Linked DNA regions of Homo sapiens: region 2 is linked to region 1. Evidence: chromatin loops called from intact Hi-C (ENCODE). Cell type or tissue: breast epithelium. All regions are shown on one strand. Links, peaks and the distances in the headings refer to the core of each region. The heading gives the core; the rest is flanking DNA.

Evidence for each region. Hi-C counts contacts between places; a loop is a spot of excess contacts. Peaks named below come from ENCODE experiments on the same cell type or tissue, not always from the same donor. Only the 100,000 strongest peaks of a DNase experiment are listed, where the experiment ranks them.
Region 2: it touches region 1 in a loop (8-fold over the local background); 18 of 110 quality-filtered maps call a loop at or near these places.

What each region holds. Positions count from the first base shown.
Region 1 is chr6:24,760,758-24,763,675 of GRCh38, reverse strand. No RefSeq gene overlaps it. Among named protein-coding and RNA genes, the nearest start is that of GMNN, 13 kb to the left of the region's middle. In breast epithelium, for the core only: no CTCF peak of the experiment used is centred there; no DNase peak of the experiment used is centred there.
Region 2 is chr6:24,656,149-24,659,066 of GRCh38, reverse strand. It overlaps TDP2 (tyrosyl-DNA phosphodiesterase 2), which reads left to right. Exons shown (of 7, transcript NM_016614.3): 3 at 333-506; 4 at 1,164-1,255. Among named protein-coding and RNA genes, the nearest start is that of TDP2, 9.3 kb to the left of the region's middle. In breast epithelium, for the core only: no CTCF peak of the experiment used is centred there; no DNase peak of the experiment used is centred there.

The DNA of each region.
Region 1 (2,918 bases), core at 130-2,629:
GTGAGGGAGAGGCAGATAAGGCTGTGGAACAAGTGTGGCATTTGAAAAGGCAGGAGAGCACAGGAGTATAAAAACAGGTGGACTGGAGGAAGGATATCCAGAGGTGTGCTGAGCTTATTAGACACCCACCCAGGGGATAATTTTTAACACAAAAACCTCCACTCTATGACAAAATTATCTTCAGAAATAATCATGAAGAAAATAATAAAATTCCAGAAAGTAAATGCAGAAAGTGACATTTTTCTGTTTTTGAACTCTATACATATATTATGTGAGTAAAAAAATTGTTTAATAGAAAACCACAAGCTGGGCCTGGTGGTGTGTGCCTCTAGTCCCAGCTACTCAGGAGGCTGAGGCAGGAGGATCCCTTGAGCACAGGAGTTTGAGGCTCTAGTGAACTATGATCATGCCACTACACTCCAGTGTGACAGAGGAAGACCTTATTTCTTTAAAAAAAATTGCAATAAAAAAGAAAATAATAATGCATTAATACTTCTGTGTTACAGGAAAAAATAAAATTTAGGGAATAATACTAAATCATACTACTGATATGAACATGTTTGTGAGTCATTAGTTTGTTTTTTTGGTTTTTGTTTTGTTTTGTTTTTGAGATGGAGTTTTGCTCTTGTTGCCAATGGCACGATCTCGGCTCACTGCAACCTCCGCCTCCCGGGTTCAAGCGATTCTCCTGCCTCAGCCTCCCAAGTAGCTGAGATTACAGGCATGCACCACCACGCCCGGCTAATTTTGTATTTTTAGTAGAGACGGGGTTTCTCCATGTTGGTCAGGCTGGTCTCGAACCCCAGACCTCAGGTGATCCACTCGCTTCAGCCTCCCAGAGTGCTGGGATTACAGGTGTGAGCCACCGATCCTGGCCTGAGTCATTAGTTTTAAACAACAATAACAAATGTTACTATTAACAACTTTATTCAAACTCAGTAAAATATTTCAAGTATGAACTAAAATTTTTACTTTCCAAACAAAATATCACAACTCTCAGTTCACACTCTTTGTTTTAAATTTTAAGCACGATATATATCCCAAGTGGTCACATGCAAAATGACAGATTTGAAGTAACTCAAGTTCTCTTTCTCCACCTTTACAGTCTCCATGCTTTCATTGTTTATTTTGCATCTAGTGCATAAAAGCAGAAATAGGCCAGGTGCGGTGGCTCACGACTGTAATCCCAGAATTTTGGGAGGTCAGGGCGGGTGCATCACCTGATGTCAGGAGTTCCACATCAGCCTGGCCAACATGGTGAAACCCCATCTCTACTAAAAACACAAAAATTAGCCAGGCATGGTGGCAGGTGCCTGTAATCCCAGCTACTCAGAAGGCTGCGGCAGGAGAATCACTTGAACCTGGGAGATGGAGGTTGCAGTGAGCGGAGATGCGCCACTGCACTCCAGCCTGGGTGACAGAGTGAGACTCCATCTCAAAAAAAAGAATACCTGAGGCTGGGTAATTTACAAAGAAAAGAGATTTATTTGGCTAACAGTTCTGCAGGCTGCACAGGAAGCATGGTGCCAGCATCTGCTTCTGGTGAGGGCCTCAGGCTGCTTCCATTCATGGGGAAGGTGGAGGTGAAGCTGAGATCTGCTGTGTGGAGATCACATGGTGAGAGAGGAAGTGAGAAAGAGAAAGGTAGGGGAGAGGAGAAGGTGCTGGGCTCTTTTTCACAGCCAGCTCTTGATGGAACTATAGAGTGAGAACTCACTCACCCACCACCCACCCAATTAATCTATTCATGAGAGATCTGTTCTAATGATCCAAGCATCTCCCAGTAGGCCCCACCTCCAACACTGGGGACCAAATTTCAACATGAGATTTGAAGGGATCAAACATCCAAACAATGACACACATATATGAAGACAGTAACCACTGCAATTGTGCAGAATTGACCAGCAAAAGACCGTTTTCAGGCAGTAGTGATGGCAGTGGCTGCTGTCACTGGCTGCAGCAGGGAGGCGAGGCGGGGCTGCAGACACCATGCAACTGGTGGGAGCCCCACCCTCCTGGGCGGGGCTACAGCTGCCCAACTGTGGCTGTGGATGGAAGCCTCCCTGTTCTCTTGGAGGAGGCCAGGAAGAGGCAGGATCTGCCCACTTGGGTGCAGCTGCAACCACCCAACCTGTGGCTGCAGACCTAGGCCTTCCACTTCACGGAGCAAGCAGGAGCCGGGGAAAAGCAGGAACTCCGACCCTTCCGAGTTGGTGGGGCAGGAGCTTTGCCGGTGCAGCTGTGGCTGCCCTCCCAGGCTCAGGACCTGGGCATCTCTGCAGCCTGCACCCTCGGGAGCCTGGGATGTTCCCTCCCCCGAACCACGCTCCCCTTGGGGGCATGGGATACCCCCCTTGGCCCCGCCCCATCCCTGCAGGCTCGGGGGTGTCTGCTCTCGCTGCCCGGCCTTTCTGCTCCTGGTGCCAGCTCTGATCTCCTAGCGGGGTTTTGGAGAGCTCCCTTTAGGAGATCTCATGAACATTTGTACTCACTAAAAGAAAGTCTGACGGGAGGGGTCAGCCAATATTCACTGCAACAAGCATCCCCATTGGGTACAGTTCCCTGTGGACCTCTCTGAGTGGGAGGAACTCACTTTGAGCTGGGCTGCCTTGACTCCTGACTGGGGCAGCCAGGTTGGCTTATAGCAAGCAGTGCAAACCACAAGCGTTTCACCTAGAAAGCTTAGTAGTTAGGACTGTAGGCTTGCCACGAACGGAGAGTGCAATGCAGTGCTCTTCAACTTGGTAGAAATGGCTGCTGGGGAGAGAGGGAGAAAGAACCAGGAACTATGGGATTAAGGGCCCAGTGAGTGTTGAAGACCACAACAAAAGAAAAACTTTAGACAAAACAAATGTAACAGTTTACTGGAGCAAAGAACAGTCTACACATTGGGCAGCCCTTAGAACCAGAAGTTCAGA
Region 2 (2,918 bases), core at 281-2,780, 100 kb after region 1:
TGAAAAACATCTTAAGCAATGCTTAAACAAAAGCCTTATGATTCTGATGTCAGAGATCCTACCCATAGGAGCAATGGGGATGCAAGTCATCAGTATATAGGGCTATGGGATGACTTTCCGTACAAAGAAGTGGGCCAAAGTGCAGCGTGATTAATGCTCAATTATATTTCTGTCTAGAACCTGGCATGCAATTCTTGTTAACCCTGTAAGGACAGTGTCACTTTTAGGGCTCTTTTAAAATTTGTCTGTAAAATGAGGGCTACAAATACAAAATAATTCTTAATCAATTTATAGATTATTTGCAAAGCCATGTTTTATTCTGATCTTGCCAGTGTTGACCTAACCAATGAAGAAACAACTGATTCCACCACTTCTAAAATCAGCCCATCTGAAGATACTCAGCAAGAAAATGGCAGCATGTTCTCTCTCATTACCTGGAATATTGATGGATTAGATCTAAACAATCTGTCAGAGAGGGCTCGAGGGGTGTGTTCCTACTTAGCTTTGTAAGTATTATCACTTCTATTTAATAGTAATGTGTCTTATGTATATACAAAGTAACAGTTCAAGGTTGTGGGCTTTAGAATTAAACCTAAGTTCAATGTCCAGCTCTGAGAAGAAACATCTGAAGAATTAAGATGATTGCCTCTGAGAGCAGGATTGCAGGCTGCAGCAAAGAGGGAACACTAATTTTCGTTAGAAGCCTTTTAGTACTGTTTTCTTCTTCAACTTTGTTTATCGTAACTACGTGAAATTAAAACTACCAAAAAGATCTATTTGTGCCCCATGCTGGCTCTGTGACCTTGGCCAAATCACTTAAGTTCTCTGGACAGTTTTCTTCATTGTGGTTAATAACTGCTTCAAGAGGATTGAAAGAAACATTGAAAGCATCTCTTAGTGTGTAGGACCATTGAAGTCTCTCAATATGGCGGTTTCTATTGTCAGTTTTTCTAGTTCTTTTTGATATATTTGTTACAGTACTACATTAATAAATAGCACACATCTTTCTCATTTTATAGTTATCAAAGATCAGCATAAACACTCAATATTAGGTGCCCTAGAGGGTTTTTTGTTTTTGGTATGTTGTGGGATTTCCTTCATTTAGGTAGCTGAAAATGAAATGGTATACTTGGTATTTGTCATAAATTGATGTTTTTCATTAGGTACAGCCCAGATGTGATATTTCTACAGGAAGTTATTCCCCCATATTATAGCTACCTAAAGAAGAGATCAAGTAATTATGAGATTATTACAGGTAACAATTTTTGTTATTCAACTTGTCTTTTCTTTGAAAAACAGATCAGTGAAAGAGATAAATCAAAGTTGGTCTATTGGGACATAGAGAGGAAAAAGCACAAATAAATAAGTTTGAGAAAAATAAGCAAGACACAGAATACTACAAGAATTATAGGAGAATATTTTATACAACTTAATATTAATAGTGTGAAAAGGAAATGGATGATTTTTCAGGAAAATATAAATTACTAAAATTTGAGAAACAACACCTTTTTGGTGAAATTCAGTTGTTAAAAGTTTTAACTGAAATAATCACATTGTGGTTATTATGCTTTTTCAAAAAGTCTTTATTTTATAATTCCTTATTTATTTTGTTGTTCTTTTTGTACTTTTTTTGCCCTGAGTAATTTAGTTTTTAAATTTTCCATCTAATTTGTTTTTGCTAAATATATTTAAAATACTACTTTGGCCACATCTCGTGATTTTCATATACAGTCTTTCCTTGGTATTCTCAGAGGATTGGTTCTAGGGTTCCTCAATGGATACCAAAATTCGCACATACTCAGTTTCCTCAGTGTGCTCTGCAGAACCCATCTATATGTGCGCACTCCATTTCTGCAGGTTTCATGTCCTGGGAAGACTGTATTTTCAACCTGCATTTGGTTGTGGATGCAGATACAGAGGACCAACCGTATTTACTGAAAAAATATCTGTATAAGTGGACCTTGAAGTTCACTTGTGTTGTTCAAGTGTCAACTGTATAGTGCTTTCTTTGACTTTCATTTTTATATAGTATGTGATTTTTAGTTTCAATCGACTCCTTAATCGAGAATTTCTAAGGAGAGGGTTCTCTCTCAGTCTGTGTGTGTCTCTCTTTATGGAACTATTTTGTATTCTCTTGGGGATTCTTTTAGGATTTCTGATTCCCATGCTTCCTTCTTGGTTTACTTCCTTATTTTATTGGAGCACCTTCTCTAATTAATTTCTAGGAAATAGTGCATGGATAGTGAAGTTTTTGAATCCCAGCATATTTGAAAATGTCTGTGTCGTAGCTTTGTAGTTCTTGATAGTTTGGCTGAAGATAGGTATCTGGGTAAATAGATGTTTTCCTTCAGAATTCTGAAGGCATTCTTCAATGTCTTCTAGTTTCCATTATTGATGATGGGTGATAAGGCTGATGCCATTCTAATTTTTATTCTTTTCTTTTTCCCTACTCTCTGGAAGCTTTGAGGGTCTTCTTTTTAACCCTCGTGTTCTTTGGGTCTTTTTAAAATCTATTGTACTGAATGCTTGGTGGGAACTTTTATTCTGTGGAATTTTAATATGTGGAAAACCTTAGTTGGAAAATCCTTTTCCCTCTCCCTCCCTCCCACCATTCCCCTCGCCTCTCCTTTCATTATCTTTGTTATTTCTCTTTCCTTTTCTCCCTGTCTCTTCTTTCCTCCCTTAAGTTTTTTTACTCTCCCATTTTTCTGAATTCCCTCTGTTAAACGGTGGATCTCCTGGGTTGATCCTTGAATTTTCTTAACTTTCTCTTATTCTCCTATCTCTATTGACTGTTCTACTTTCTTGGCAACTATCTTGACTTTTAGATAGCATTATTTTAATTTCCTAGGCCTCCTATTCACTGAATATCTTTTTTATGGCACACTTTTCTTGGTTTATGGATACAGTATCTTTTT